Regions from separate parts of the Homo sapiens genome. Here all the other regions are linked to region 1. The links are chromatin contacts, found by Hi-C or POLR2A ChIA-PET in ENCODE. All regions are on one chromosome and are shown on one strand. The core of a region is the stretch at or near the end of the contact, and the rest is flanking DNA. Distances in the headings are between cores, read along the strand shown.

Region 1 (5,149 bases), core at 1,196-3,695:
TTGCAGGCCTCACATTACCTGAAACTATTCAAATATTTATAGAACACCTCTTATGTGCCAGACCCAATACCAGGCACTAAAAATACAGTCATGAGCAAGATCACCCAACATACACAGAGTAACACAGAACCTACAGAGCTTTCAGTCTAGTGGGGAAAACAATGAAAAACAAGGAATGACAGAGGGTGGAGGAATGCCTGTGGGCAATGGGAGCAGAGAGCAGGAGTAACTGTTCCTGCCTGGAGGGCTTTCTGGTGCTATGATGGGGGATGAGTAAGGAATTAAGTGAACAGGTGAGAGGATATTCTAGAGAGAGCTCGTGAGACAGAACTAGATTGATTTGTTTAAGCAACTAAAAGGAATTCCATATCCAGTGTTACCCAGTGTGAGGAGATCTTGGGGGTGGGGCCGGGGAAGAAATAGCCGGCTGAGAGTTTTAAGCTGGGGAGTCATGTGATTAAATTTGCATTTTAGAAGGCTCTCCTCCCTTCTTCCTGAGGACAGACTGAAGAAACATCCAAGGTGGTCTTGAAGGACACTGGGATCCTGTAACACAGGTAAAAGATAAAGACTAATGTAATTTCTATGGGGTTGGAGAGAGGTGGTCTGGTTTGAGAAATATTTAGGCAAAAGCATAACTGACAGGACTTGGTGGCTGATAATAGGTGGTGGTGTGGGAGAGAGAGTAGCTTAAGAGGACACCTGGTTTCTCATGAACGTGGCTGAAAGGCCAGTCAGGCCTTTCCTGGATGGTGGACATGGTGGGAGGAGCAGGCTTGAGTGTGGGGATGCCAAGTTAATCAAACTGAAGTTGGATATTGGATTTGAGGTGCCTGGGAGAGAGTGGAGCTCAAAGGAGAGATCATGGCATCTATATAGATTTGTGAATCTTTGGAACAGACAGATAGTAATTAGAGCCATCAGAATGGGTGAGATAATTAGGAAAATATGAGTTCAGCCAGAAGCCTCTCCTCAGCCCCACCACTTCAGGGACCTGTAAGCATGGCAGCAGCTCTGAGTGAGGGTCAGTGATTCCAGCCGAGGTGCAGAGACTTTTTAATAGCATTCCCTAAAGTGTAGTTACACTGAAAAATTGTTCCCCAAGAGAAACTACACACACACACACACACACACACACACACACACCACACAGTTCCATGCTCAGATAAGTTTGGAGAAATCTATATATTATTTCCCCTGCTTAGAGAATATTAAGGACTGACAAGTTCTGCAGTAAAGACCTTTTTACCTTCATTTAATTCAGTTTTCCCCACAAGACAGCCCTGGCTGGAGATTACTCTGGATCTGAATGTCTCAGGGTGAAGGAAGCGGGAGACAGCTAGCTTTCCCAGAGGCATGCCCGCAAGTCAGCACCGCAGAGTGCATCTATCTGTTCATTTATAAGATGAAAACATTGGGGCCCAGTGATTGCTTCCAAGTTTCATAGTTAGCTAGTGATACATTTGGGTTGTCACATACTCCTTTGACCCAATCTAAGAAAATTCCAGTGATGCAGCATAGTGAAACCAGAAACACATTTTTCAAAATATATTGATCACAGTGTTTCTCAAAAGGCCTTCTCTGTGACCTTGAATTTTAATCCTACCTCTGACATGTCTTAGTTGTATGAGCTTGGGCAAATTTTCTAACCTCTTTGAGCGCCTGTTTTCTTGTATATAAATAAGGATGTAACAGTAACCAGTAGGATTATTATTAGGTGTTACCATTAATAAACTGAGGCTGACAGATTGAGACTTGCTCAAGATCTCACAGCTAAAAGAGATAAAGCTGGAACTGAAACTCAGATCTTTGGCTCCAAATGTGGTGTTTCCTGTACTAACCAAATCATTTCTACCAGTGCCCCTGGGATTATGCCTTGGGGACTCACCTTAAGACAGTCTTGCTCTCGAGACAGAGAAGTCTGCAAATGGTGTCCAATTCAAGTCTAGAGACTGGCTGAAGCCAGACAGAGGGAGTATGAGGAGGGGGCAGAGAATCTTCAGAAAGACATTCCAAAGTCTCGGGCCTAGAAAATGTTTAGAAATATTGGTTCCTGTGTTCCCCTCCAGTCTGTCTACCTGAATGGGAAACTGGTGGTGGGGCCAGGCATACTTCTTTTTGAACAAATACACAGTTAATTCTGAGATGCCACCTTGATTGAGAAGCACTGTCCTTTTCTAAGCAAAAATCATTGCCAAATTACCCTAGAATCCACCACTGCTCACAGATCTGTGCCTGAACCAACTTGGTTTTGAAGTTTTCTTTTGTTTCACAAAACTAGTTTAGGGTGGGCTGTGAGAGGAAGCTTCTAAAAAGCCACTGGGAAAGTACTAAATCTCTGAGACTAAAGAGGGCGGACTCAGCCTCACTTCCTCCTTCTTCTCATCTGGGCTTCCTGTCGTCACAGCATGATCATATTTTTTCACCCTTCACTTCTCCTTTTACACAAATAGCCCCGGATATCTGTGTTACCAGCCTTGTCTCGGCCACCTCAAGGATAATCACTAAATTCTGCCGAAAGGACTGAGGAACGGTGCCTGGAAAAGGTAAGGTTGATGACGTTTTAACTTGGCTTGCTGTCTAATGTGGGGTAGGGCGTATTCTTAGGGGTCTCCATATACCTCTCTAGTAACCATAAAATCTCCGGCAACTTCTCTTTCACAAATATTTAGTGCACAAAGTAAAACAGATTAGCAAGATCCTAGTAACATCCCCAAAGGCAATCAGGCCAGAAATACTTTTACTTAATCAGGTTCCCATTATCTAAATCTCTGAGTCGAGGCATTCACATGCCTTAATTGCTTCAGAGCTTGAATTACTCTGTGTAGTAATTCCTGATGCCTGGAGCTTTCTATGCGAGATGACATTGGGGAGATTTCCTATGTGCTCTGGTCTTCAGAAAATTGGTCTTGTGATTTTAAAGTGAGGAAAGAACCCACAGCCAGAGCTGTCTTTAGAAAGACAGCTAGAAGACACAGTTCTTTTTCATTTGAGAAAATTTCAAAAGTAAATTTAGTGACTCCCACTGTGGTTCTTCAAAGCCACTAAATAGAAAGGTGGCTAAAAATCAAAACACCAGGATGTGCTCAGTAACTGTATTTTAAAAGGTGAAAGCTAGACATCTCTAAAGGATGCATAGATTGTTGGCTTTTAAGGAGCAGGAAGCACATTGGGATCCTCAGCATTTCCCCAAATTATCCTTGGTGTACAAAACATGACCACTGATAAATGTCACATGAAATGCACGTATAAAATGCAATCCCCAAAACTTGATACTGCAGTAATTTCCAATCATGTGCTGTAACTAATGACTGAGGTTGCATGGACTCAGCAAAGTGTTAGCAGAGCTTCGGTCCTGACTCTCTGTGACCACCATCGGAAACTCTATGTAAGAGCTTTCTTCTTCCAAGACCTGTGAGAATTTCACTTGATTATGCCCTGGAGCAGAAAGGAGAAAGTTCTCTTTGATTACACCCACCCATCTAAGTATGAGGATTGGGAACAGGGCAGAGGGCTCTAGATTTCCAAGAGGGGTGGGGACGGGGAGAGGGCTCTGGATTCCCAAAACACCTCAGAGTTTATTGAGCCTTGTATTAAAAAATAAAAAGCAGTCTTTTAAATAAATTCACTTAATAATCAAGTGGTAGGTGCCTCCTGAGGCCAGGCACTGTGCTTTGGGAATTGTGGGGGAGGGAGATGAAAAGGTAGAAGGAGAATATTTGTCTAGCAAACAGTCCTACTCTTAAGGAACTCCCATGGGAGATAAGAGATATCATACTATGCGTGTGCTTTGGAAGAAAGCTGAGAAAAAGCAAACTCCCAGCTGCTGGACAAACAAAGAGGTTTTGCTTTCTCAATCTTGAGGAGAATCTGTACTATTTTGAAATTGTGGTTGAATGGGAGCAAAGACTGAACTGAAACATTATTTCCTGTGATGTTTCCTGTGTGGGCCAGTTAAGAACACTTAATTTTTAAATGAAAGGATTGGGTACCTTTATATTCATGAGGAATGATTCCAAGTTCATGCCTTCACAGCTATGGTTACCACCACCTAAGTGACCTCACCTTTGTTCACTGACAAGAGGCACAAACTGGAAAGGACAAAGTCTGTTGGTCCTTGGTTTTTTGTGCCCTCTGATTGACCTCTGACTGCACAGAGGCCCTCGGACTCTGGTTCTCCTTTCCCACTCCTACCCCATGGCCAGATATGGCACTTGGTGCTGGAGATACAGGATAACAGAAAAGATTATCATCTGAAAGGAGTTGTAGAGTTTATTATGGATGACAGTCACAGCAATATACAAATACAGTGCAATGTGCTCTTTTCTATAATAGATGGAGAACGTGCACAAACTGTAGGAGTTAGGAGTGTGCCAAAAACTGCCTAGAGAGGTGACTGGTGGGTTCACTTTCACAGAAGTATGGGTTTGCTATGGAGACATTCTAGACCAAGGGTGCTGTATATTCAAATTCAAAGAAGTGTGTACCTCCAGGCATGTTAGAAATGAGAGAAAGCAAGTGAGACTGCAGTGTAACACACCATGTTTACAGAGCCACATGAAGTGGAAAGCCCTTTCTCCTACTTGGCACCAGAAAGTGGAGGGCAAGATCGCTCACCAGGCAGGTCCTAGGTCCAGCTCTGGGTGGGGCTATGCCCACCATGTTCACACGACAGAATTGATGGGATGTGGGTTTGAAATGAGGGAGAAGAGGCAGGTTTTTGCCTCCTCAACCTAGATTTTCACTTAGAGCAGAAGGAAGGGTGGAGCTTCTTGTGAGGTTACAGCCATTGTTTTCAGCTTAGCTTCTGTTCCAGGAAGTACTGCATTGATTCAGTTATAGTGGTTTGTTCTGCGTCCCTAGATTAGTCAGCCTAGGGCACTTCTTGTACCAAGCAAGCATCCACTGTGTGTAGATCACCCTGGGCCCTAGAGACTGGGCACCTGTCCTCAGGAAGCTCCTAGGACCCATCTGCCACTGCAGGTGCAGGGCACTGAAGCAAAGTAACCCAGAGAAAACAGACAGCTATGCAGAGCAGGACTCCAGCATGGCTGCTGGGGCAGAGGAGGGAAGGATTGAGCTGGAGGTTGGGTGGTCAGTTTGAGAAGGCTGTCTGGAGGTAGGTTTTGGGAAAGAGAAAGACATGCAT
Region 2 (5,149 bases), core at 1,020-3,519, 1.8 Mb after region 1:
TGAGATCATACAGTATTCATCTTTCTGTGTCTGGCTTATTTCACTTAGCATATATCTTTCAGGTCCATCCTTGTTGTTGCAAAAGACAGAATTTCCTTCTTTTTAAAAGCTGTATAGTATTCCATTGTGTGTATATAACACATTTTCTTTATCCATTCATCTGTTGAGTTGATTGATACTTAGGTTACTTTTGTATCTTGATTATTGTGAACACTGCTGAAATGAACATGGGGGTGCAGATATCTCTCTGACATACCAATTTCAGTTCCTTTGGCTATCTATCCAGAAGTGAATTTCCGAATCATATGGTAATTTTAGTATATTGCGGAATTTCCATGCTGTTAGTATTTTCCAAAATGGCTGTACTAATTTACATTCCCACCAACAGAAGGGTTCCTTTTTCTCCTTATCCTGGCCCAAGACTTGTTATCATTTGTCTTTTTGATAATAGCCATTCTGACAGGCATGAGGTGATATCTCATTGTGGTTTTAATTTGCATTTCCCTGATTAGAGATGTTGAGCATTTTTTCATATATCTCTTGCCCATTTGTATATCTTTGAGAAATGTCTGTTCAGACCGTTTGCCCATTTTAAAATTGGGTTATTTGTTTTCTTGCTATTGAGTTGTTTTGAGTTCCTTATATATTTTTGGTATTAGCCCTTTATCAGATGTATAGTTTGCAAATATTTCCTCCCAGTCACTTAGTTGTCTCCTCTTACTGTTAATTTTCTCCTTTGCCATACAGAAGCTTTTTAGTTTGATGCAACATCCGAAATATCTTCAAATGGGAAAAACTCCCTTAGGAAATAGCATTGAATTCTGTGCAAGCAGAACTTACCAGGATAAGAATAACATCCTGTACATATCTCTTTCAGGAAAAATAAATGCAACTATTTATTCTTGAATACTTTTGGAATGGGTTAGAGTGAAAATAAGTAAAATAAATATTTACGGAGGCATAGTTTACTACTATTATACTTTCTTTAAGTATACCCTATTTGGAAAACTTTAAAAACTTTGAAATATGTGTTATTACTTCAAAGGGAAATTGGAACAGACATTTTCATAAAGCTTTTTTGGTCAGTAAAAAGTTGTGTAGTTATTGGTGGGGATTATTATGATGGCAATGATAGAGAATATAAAGTGGCTAGGACCCAAAGGATTTCTAGAACAAGAGGATTATTTTCTTTGAAGTAGTAATTTGATAGTAATTTGAAGGGTTTGCTCAGTTTATAATTTAAAGTAAGAGTTATCCTGCTGTGACCAGTTAAGATAACAGTAGCTGACATTTATTGAGCCTCTCCTGTTATATTTTAAGTATTCTGCTAAAGATTTGACCATATATTGTCTCATTTAATCTTTACAACAATTTTTTTAAATTTAATATTGGGTAGGTTGGTTTCTGGTGAAAACCAGAAAACCTGCTACACAAATTCTAAAAGAGCTGTAACAACTCCCAACAATTTTTAAGGAGTACATACTATCCCACTTTAGGGAGAGGATGTGGTTCAAAGAGATTTTTAAGTGACTGAAATTCAAAACTGGGTCTGTCCAATCCAGAGCCTATATTTTTCCATTTTGCCATAGTACCTCATAATAATCTTTAAAACTGAGAACATTTCCTTTACATCTTCTTATTCAAAAAGGATTTTGTAAATATTTACTCATTGCCTGCCATGTGTAATTTAATTTGCTAGACCCTGTAATATATAGAAGAGGAAAGCAAGGCAGTTTCCCTCCCAAAAAAACTTGAGTCTTTGGAGGCAGACTAGTATCTATAGAACTAATTATCAGTAGCAGTTATATTTTAGGTGCTATGATAAGCATTCAAATACACTTTGAACACTTTTTACGGTTGGGTTGGAAGAACCCAACCTTAAAAAATGGGAAGGATTTAGACAGACCAAGATAGGGAGAAAGGCACAACTTTCAAGGAGAGTATGAGTCAAGGCCAAGAGGTGAAATCTTTAATACATTCAGTAGACTAATGAAGGAGGTAAAGATTTTTATTGACCAGGGAGACATGCTGGCAGAGATTTGGCTCCTAAAGTATACAAAACTGGGGTGGTATAAACTGACCAGGCCTTTGCTGATAAGTGGAATGTGGATATTATCTAGCGAAAGAATTCTCCCTTTTCTGTCTAGAATTATCCACCAGTGCCCACAAAGAGTTGCAGTTGTTAAATATTTAACTTAAAGTTCGTTTGTATGTGTTTGTCAAGGACTTTTTTTTTTTTTTTTGAGACGAGTAGCTGGGATTACAACACCCAGCTAATTTTTGCATTTTTAGCAGAGACAGGGTTTCCCCCTGTTAGCCAGCTGGTCTTGAACTCCTGACCTGCCTCGGCATCTGAAAGTGCTGGGATTATAGGTGTGAGCCACCGTGCCCGGCCCAAGGAAATAATTTTAAAAGCTAGTGATGGCTGGGCTTAGTGGCTCACGCCTGTAATCCCAGCACTTTAGGAGGCTGAGGCAGGCAGATCATGAGGTCAGGAGTTCGAGACCAGCCTGGTCACACGGTGAAACCCCACCTCTACTAAAAATGCAAAAATTAGCCAGGCGTGGTGGCAGGCGCCTGTAGTCCCAGCTACTCAGGAGGCTGGGGCAGGAGAATTGCTTGAACCCGGGAGGCGGAGGTTGCAGTGAGCTGAGATCGCGCCACTGCACTCCAGCCTCGGTGACAGAGCGAGACTCTTTCTAGAAAAAAATAAAAAATAAAAGCTAGTTATGAATAGGTGCAATGTTGATGAAATGTGTGGGGTCTGTTATTAAAAGATTATCTAATAAGCTACAGTTTTATAAATTCCTTAGGACATTTTCTTAAGATTCTTGCTAAAATATGGTATATGAAAATCTAAGAAAATTAAGCCACTTCTAGGGAAAATGAAACTTAGGACTTTTCAGTGCGACTGATTTTTAAACTTTCAGTACAGATACTAGTAATGTGAAAATGAAATTTTGAATCTTGCAAGGATTGGTTTATTATTATTTCCCCCTTTTAGAGGTAAGAGAATAAGACGAATGGGAAGAAATTGAAATTTAGGAAATCTTATCTTTTGTTGGTTATATATTTTAAATCCCCCCTTTTTAGGTTAGGAACAAAATATAATTAATTTTATGCTAGTAATTTTATTGTAATATTTAAATATATGAAAGAGGAAATTATGTAAAAGCCTCGGATAGTCTCCCTTTAAAATATTCAAGGAGTTACACCGTTTAGTGTAGATACTATCTGATGAATACAGTGTGTAGTGAAACTGTTACTTTATGAAATAGGGACAGTTTTTTAAAGGCTTTTTTTTTTAAGCAGCAGTTCAGTTTTTGTTCAACTAAAACCTTCATATTAGTGATTCTCAAGTTAGAGGAGCTGACATACCTCCCCTTTATGGGAGATAACTGCCTTCTTTCTTTCACTCTCCCACCCTTGAGAATGATTGACTAAATCACTGTTAATGAAAATGTCATCCCTCATCTGTATTGTAGCAAAGATATTTTTTCAGTCACTAACTGCTTAGTCATTTCCCTCTCCCCTTTTGCTCTATTAATTTCATCTTAGCTTTGACCCAGTTTTGAAGTTGGATAAAATGTTAACTTTTAAACTTATTTATCATTTTATCTATTCTTCTCAACTTTGTAACAACTGCATCTTTCACAAGCATAGCTTTGACTCAATTCTTGGTTAAAACAGTCTAAAAGGACAGTCAAATTCATGTGACACACTAAAGGTAATCCTCCAGACTTATACTTCCTTTTAATACTGCATGATATAGTTGAATGTCTAAGTTACAATTCCAGCTCCACCCATTTATTATAAGCATGCAATCTTAGACAAGGCACTTACACTCCCTGAACCTATTTCTTGATTTATAAATGGGGATAATAGTCTCTCCCCTGCCTTCTTTAACAAGCTGTTTTAAAGATCAATAAAAGAAACAGCTTACATAAGAGTTTTATAAACAATAAAATAGTATTCATTCATTCACATTCCTAGCATGTTCTAGGTCTCAGTCCTGGGTATACTGCAGTGAACAAACATAACAAGTTCTTTTGTTCTGTGTCAGGGGTTGACAAACTATGGCCAGTGGGCCAAATCCAGTCCACCATCTGTTTTTGTTTTGTTTTGTTTTGTTGTTTGTTGAGACAGGCTCTTGCTCTATTGCACAGGCTGGAGTGCAGTGGCACAATCATAGCTCACTGCAGCCTTGACCCCCCAGGCTCAAGTGATCCTCCTGCCTCAACCTCCTGAGTAGCTTGGACTACAGGCATGTGCCACCATGCCCGGCTAAATTTTCTTGTTATTTGTAATAGAGATAAGATCTTACTGTGTTGCCTAGGCTGGGTCTCGAATTCCTGAGCTCAAGCGTTTCTCCAGCTTTGGCCTCCTAAAGTGTTGGGATTACAGGTGTGAGCTGCTGTGCTGGGCCCACTGCCTGTTTTTATAGGATCTATAAACTAATGCTTTTGGAATGGTTGAAAACAAAAAAAGAATAATCATATTTCATGATGTGAAAATTACATGAAATACAAATTTCAGAGTACAAAATAAAGTTTTATTGGAACACAACCATGCTTAACAGTTGGGACAGAAACGCTGTGACTCCCAAAGCCCATCTGCCCTTTACATTAGCAGTTTATTGACTCTTGCTCTATGATCTTGGACTTTGGGGGATGTTGGACAGTAAACATGTAAGTATATGTTAAGTGGTGGCAAATTCCTTGAAGAAAAATAAAGCAGTAAAAGGGCTAGAATTGTGAAGGTTGGAAGGGTACAACAGCTAATTTATATATGGGAGTTAGGGAAGGGTAGTTTATTTGGCAGGTAACATTTGAACAGAGACTAAATAAAGATTGGAGTGAATAATCCAAGAGAGCATTTCTGGCCAAAGGAACAAGAAATATACCCTGAGGCATGAGTGTAGCTGTAAGTCTAGGAGCTAAGTGGTATGAGTGGAGGAATTAGGGAAGGAGGAGCCATGGAACAGACTTTAGATTTATTTATTTTTTGAGACAGAGTCTCACTCTGTCACCAAGGCTGGAGTGCAGTGGCACTGTGTTGGCTCACTGCAACCTCCGTCTCCTGGGTTCAAGCAGTTCTCCTGCCTCAGCCTCCCGAGTAGCTGGGATTACAGGTGCCCACCACTACGCCC
Region 3 (5,149 bases), core at 1,022-3,521, 1.5 Mb after region 1:
ACGCCTGTCATCCCAGCCACTTTGGGAGGCCAGCAGGTGGATCACCTGAGGTCAGGAGTTTGAGACCAGCCTGGCCAACATGGCAAAACCCCATCTCTACTAAAAATATAAAAATTAGCTGGGCACAGTGACAGGCGCCTATAATCCCAGCTACTCGGAAAGCTGAGGCAGGAGAATCGCTTGAACCCAGAAGGCGGAGGTTGTAGTGAGAGATTGCGCCATTGCACTCCAGTCTGGGAGACAGAGCGAGACTCCATCTCGATAAAAAAAAAAAAAAAAAAGAAAAGAAAAACAAGGGAGGAGCTGATTCACTAGAACAACTCTTAGAGTGACTCAGAAGCCAGCAGAAAATAGCTTGTTCTCCCACATCTGCTTCATTGTCAGGCGATGAGGCACTTCCTCATTGCATACACATAGGCAGAGCGAAAGGGAGGAGGAGGAAATGGGATTTTTCAAGTTCCTTTGCCTGCTCCAGCACCTAACACTCTGTATTTGTAATCATTTCAGACATTTTGTTTCAAGTCAATATTTATTGAGTACCTACTCTGTGCCTGGCCCCTCATTTTAGCTTTCAGATTGTCAGTTTTCAGAACACAAGGCATAATGCCTTTCTGAAGTTCAGTATACCCTGCATCATTACTCCAGATTCACTTACACTGCTATCGAGCACCTTCACTCATAGTCTTGCTATCCTTCATATACAGAGATGACCCTCCCAAGCCTAAAATCAACAGGGGGAGGCATAGAGCTGTCCTTCTGGCTCTAATGTTTGCTTTACCATCATCCACGCCCATTCTTAGTCCAGCATGTGAGAGCCAGTGTGAAGTGAGCAGAATATGGCATAAGTATGGAGTCATACATCCTTACTGGAAATTCTTTACCATTTACTAGCTCTATGACTTTATTTGACTTCTCTGAATCTCTATCTTCTCATCTGTAAATTGGACACAATGATGTCTATCCTACACTGTAGGATAGATTTCTCATACAGCACTGAAAATGACATCAAATACCATTAAATGAAAGTACATGGCACAGTGATAACATGATAAATACTTGTTTACTTCTTTCAGACTATAATCGCACAAACTGATCACATCCCTCAGTCAGACTGTAAACTGCATGAGGCAGGCTGCATCTGCCTTGGGGACTGTCTGCCTAGGCAAGCACTAGGTCCCTAATGCTGTCTTGCGAATTATAATTGCTAAGTTTAGGGATAATGTATTAAGTGTACTACATTATTTATGCATTATGAATATTCGTCTCAAATATTTATTATATTGTATTTTAAATAATGTGGTTATTGTAAATGTAACCAGCTGCATCAATCTGTGAGCTGACAGCCATTCTGTGGAAAAGGAATTCAGAAACTTTGACCTTAGGTAGGGATACAACTAGTTATACATCCACTCCCCTCTCTGAGTTATTTGGTCCTGCCTAAGACTTGCTGCCACCAAGATCTGCATTCCTGTGTTCACAAGGCAGACATTCCTTGCATCCTCTGTACTCTCCATTGTTTCAACTTCACTGCAAACACCATTCCCCACAATATAATGAGGCCAAGGAAAGAAAAAAGTCGCCTCAGCTGGCAAGCATAGGGTGGAAAAACCTGCCACACAAATTTGCAATTATTTGACTTCCGCCTGGAAGGCAGGTCGGCTGGGTTTATGTCCCCCAAAGTTAGTATCCTCTTCTGTACAAAATGTGGTTGAGAGAAGGGTGATCTCCAGGTGTTTCATCTTTGCACCCTTGCTTCCAGCACCACGCCCACAGGCGCTTCCAGAAAAAAGAAAAAAAAAAAGGGAGCAAGGAAGCCAGGTTTTTCAACAACGAATTCATTCTAATGCAGACACCAAAGCCCACTTCATTTATTAACATTCTGGATAAAATCCCAATCGATTAGGCCACCAGAGCCCTCCATTCCTAAACTCCGCGTACAGTCAGGTAAAAGCACGAAGCACTAGTCACGGTCCTGCCCAGACTTTTCACGCAGAGGTGGAAAGTTGCAGACCCCGAGCCGGGAGGGGCGCGAGCCCACCCTGAAGCCCAGGACCCAGGAGGGCGCTTCCTCCCGGAAGTGACGCGAGCTCAATCCCGGCCTTGCTCTTCCCAAACAAAAGGGATCTTGGGGCCCCGGGAGGAGCCTGAATGACTTTGGAGAAGCCCCGCCTCCAGCCGGCGCGGATTGGGGCCGAGGCTGGAGAAGCAAGGAGGCGATTGGCGCTGGTGAATGCCAATGCCCCCGCCGGGCGGCTGAGGGGGCGGAGCCTCAGCCGCTGTGGATGGGGAGTGGAGGCGGAGGGGAGCGGAGCCCGGAGCGTCGTGGAAAGGTAGGAGCAACTATCCCTGGGGCTTGGTGATGGCTGGGAGGCCGGGTTCTCAAGAGCAAAGCAAGGATAGGGGCACCGGTAGCCTCCCGCCGCCGTCTCAACGGCCTCTGGGCCCATCCCCTGAGGGGGCGGGGCCGTCTCCTCCACCTCCCGGTATTCCCCGAGGAGGCGGCTCCTCATCCTCCGAGGGTCCTCACAGCTACTTTTTGTCCCTCGTCGATTCCCAGCTCCTCAGAAGGGGCTTCCCTCTGACACCCCTCATTCAAAGGCACCTCCCACCCCGCACCTCAGCCTTGGCGGAGAGGACTCACAGGTACCGATTCTCTAGGCTGCCGCCCCCAACCCCATTTCGTACCCCCGGAAGGCCAAACATCCCTCCCTACACCTGTCCCTGCTCGCCAGGGTGGGACTGGAGCTGCTTTCCTCCGTAAGATAAAATTGGTGTTTCCCAAAAAGGAGGGATGGGGCGAAGCAAAAATCAAAGACCGACCTAGACAGCCAGCTTTACGGAGGAAGCGGCTTCTCCCACTTAAGTTCTTCCCATCCCCCATTCTCTGATGCTCAGTCTTCCTCCCGCAGCCCCTCGCATCCTCTGGCCTCTTGTGAGGAGTCGAGAGCTCTCCTGTTTTGGGACTGTTTTGGACTGTGAAAGAGGGAGAACTAGGACCTCCTCTCCTTCACCCTTTGTACCTTCCTTCTACTTTCTGTTCCTTCTGGGAGCACCCAGCCTCTAAGGGTTTCTTAGGTTTGAATTGCGTTTCATTTTTCCTTTTCCACCCTATTTCCTCCCTGAGAACTTGATGAAAAGCCATCTTATATTTCACAGTGAGGTGGGTGTGTTGGATATCTGCAGAGCTGGCTTTGTGTGGGCAGGAATGCAGTATATGTTGCTTGACAGTCAATGAATAACACCATGTTTTCAAATGAAACAGTATACATAAGTAAATAAGTAGCAGTGGATTAGGAATGAGTATATCCCAGTCTAGGGTGGGCTGGTCCATTGCTCAGGGAGACTGCAGTTAACCTTGAAGGTATACTGCAGGTTGAAACAAAAGACAGGAAGTGTTTGAAGAAAATTCAGGGTCAGTCATCTAGGTTTATGATTAATCTAGTCCTATGTCCTTTGGTAACTCTCTAACCCCTTTTTTATAGTGTCCTCCCCGCCCCCAGGAAACATTCATGTATATTTTGATTGGTTTTACGATCATCTATCAAAATTTAGAGGATGAAAAGTAAGAACAATTTTTAAATCTCAGAGATAAGAGTAAATAAAGGCAAGGTATTCTAGCTATTCATGTTTACCAAAAAGTGCCTCTTCTAGTGTGCTCCTAAAGGTTTTGTCAAGTGGTCTTCATTTCAGCAGGTGCAAAGTGTTGATTTTGACCTCATGTTAATGTCGTTGAATCCCCAGTAATCATCTATTGCTAGCGCTTTTATATATTAAAATTTACCATGTTTTTAGCATAGTTTCTTTTGCTTCCAATCTCAAGTCTACCTCCCCTCTGTCAGCTATAGCCAAAGCTGATGGCAATAAAATGCAAGGAGTTGGAATCACGGAGGGTGATTGTAATGACTGTTGTCTTTTACCTTCTTGATTAGACTTTCTGAAGGTAGACTTCCTAAAGATAATTACTTTTGAATAGTTAGGTTTGAAGTTTTCAGAGCCACTCGGTGCTCACAGGTCTTCTCAGTGATTGTTTCCAAATCTCCAGTAAGAAAGTACAAAGAAGAAACTGGAGGGTGTCTCTAGCAAACGCAATGTGTGCTGCAATAGAAGGGTAAGACGTGAGCTCCCAGCAATAACAGCAGAAAAAACTAAAAGCAGAACAGAAAATCCCAAAAAGATAAGTTGTATTATATCAACAGAGAACAGAAAATAAACTAAGGTAAGAGACTAAGCAAACCAAAGTTGTGATTGCCGAGGTTTAATAGGAAAAAGCAAATAATATTCTTTTATTATTTAGCACAGTAAGCAAGATCTGTTTGTTACACTTTTGGGTCTTGAAAATCTTTCCTTTAACCTTTTCAACACCTGTTTGGTCATGCTAGGTGAAGAAAAGCATAGTATGCAGAGGATAGATGTCTGATCTCTCTCCTTGAATTATAAATTCTTTGAGGGCAGATAGTAGTATTTTTTGTTTTTCATCTTTATATCTTTCACAGTTCCTAGTATATAGTATGACTTCATGAGTGTTTGTTTAACTTAGTTTGAGGCTGTCACCTTAGGGTAGACTGAAAGGCAATGTACTGATTAGATTTGGCACAATTTGTTAGTATAAACGGCCTACTTGTTGTCTTCATTTAACTTGATTTTCCCCATCTTCTGTCTTATGAAATTCCAGTGTCTTAAGTGACTAAAATTTTGAATTTCTTATAAAGAAATATCTGTGAGGCAGGGTGTGGTGGCTCATCCCTGTAATCCTTGCTACTTGGGAGGCTGAGGCAGGAGGCTTGCTTGAGCCCAGGTGTTTGAGGTTACAGTGAGCTATGATCATGCCACTGCACTCTCCAGCCTGGGCAGCAGAAAGAGACCCTGTCTCTTAACAAAAAAAAAAAAAAAAAAAGTTAAAAAAATATATATGTAATCTGCTAGTTAGAAAATACTATTTTACTGTCATGAAATTTGAACCAGACTTAAGAACGTAATGAGTGCTAATCATTTTAGGATTTTATTGTTCTAAATATCTGACCTGATAGGAATGAAGTGAATTTAGGAGAGATCACTAGGGACTGATTGCTGATTTTTGTTCAAGAATAGTTTCTGAGGCCAGGCTTGGTGGCTCACATCTGTAAACCCAGCACTTTGGGAAGCTGAGGCG

What was found. A loop is a pair of places that touch in the nucleus more often than their neighbours do. ChIA-PET counts read pairs that join two places held with the same protein, here RNA polymerase II (POLR2A). Pooled maps may share reads with other maps.
Region 2: a pooled map shows a loop between it and region 1 (3-fold over the local background). The contact joins the enhancer-like site here to the promoter of CD53 in region 1. A Hi-C loop is called at or near these places in 2 of 37 single-sample maps with no recorded cell type and 3 of 50 pooled maps. POLR2A ChIA-PET finds 5 or more read pairs at or near these places in 1 of 52 experiments (OCI-LY7).
Region 3: a pooled map shows a loop between it and region 1 (3-fold over the local background). The contact joins the promoter of CTTNBP2NL here to the promoter of CD53 in region 1. A Hi-C loop is called at or near these places in 2 of 37 single-sample maps with no recorded cell type and 4 of 50 pooled maps.

What each region holds. Positions count from the first base shown.
Region 1 is chr1:110,870,703-110,875,851 of GRCh38, forward strand. It overlaps CD53 (CD53 molecule), which reads left to right and starts at 2,446. Exons shown (of 8, transcript NM_000560.4): 1 at 2,446-2,546. It also overlaps a transcript of LRIF1 not described here. RefSeq lists enhancers at 1,647-1,696, 2,297-2,406, 3,919-3,968.
Region 2 is chr1:112,633,327-112,638,475 of GRCh38, forward strand. The region is part of intron 1 of CAPZA1 (capping actin protein of muscle Z-line subunit alpha 1); the gene reads left to right. It also overlaps the pseudogene RNU7-70P. Among named protein-coding and RNA genes, the nearest start is that of CAPZA1, 16 kb to the left of the region's middle. RefSeq lists a silencer at 2,478-2,577 and an enhancer at 4,664-5,149. Within about 2 kb of position 2,270, at least 4 of the 41 ENCODE cell types and tissues checked have a DNase peak (open chromatin) inside an H3K27ac peak, as active enhancers do.
Region 3 is chr1:112,393,943-112,399,091 of GRCh38, forward strand. It overlaps CTTNBP2NL (CTTNBP2 N-terminal like), which reads left to right and starts at 2,272. Exons shown (of 6, transcript NM_018704.3): 1 at 2,272-2,330. RefSeq lists a silencer at 2,470-2,519.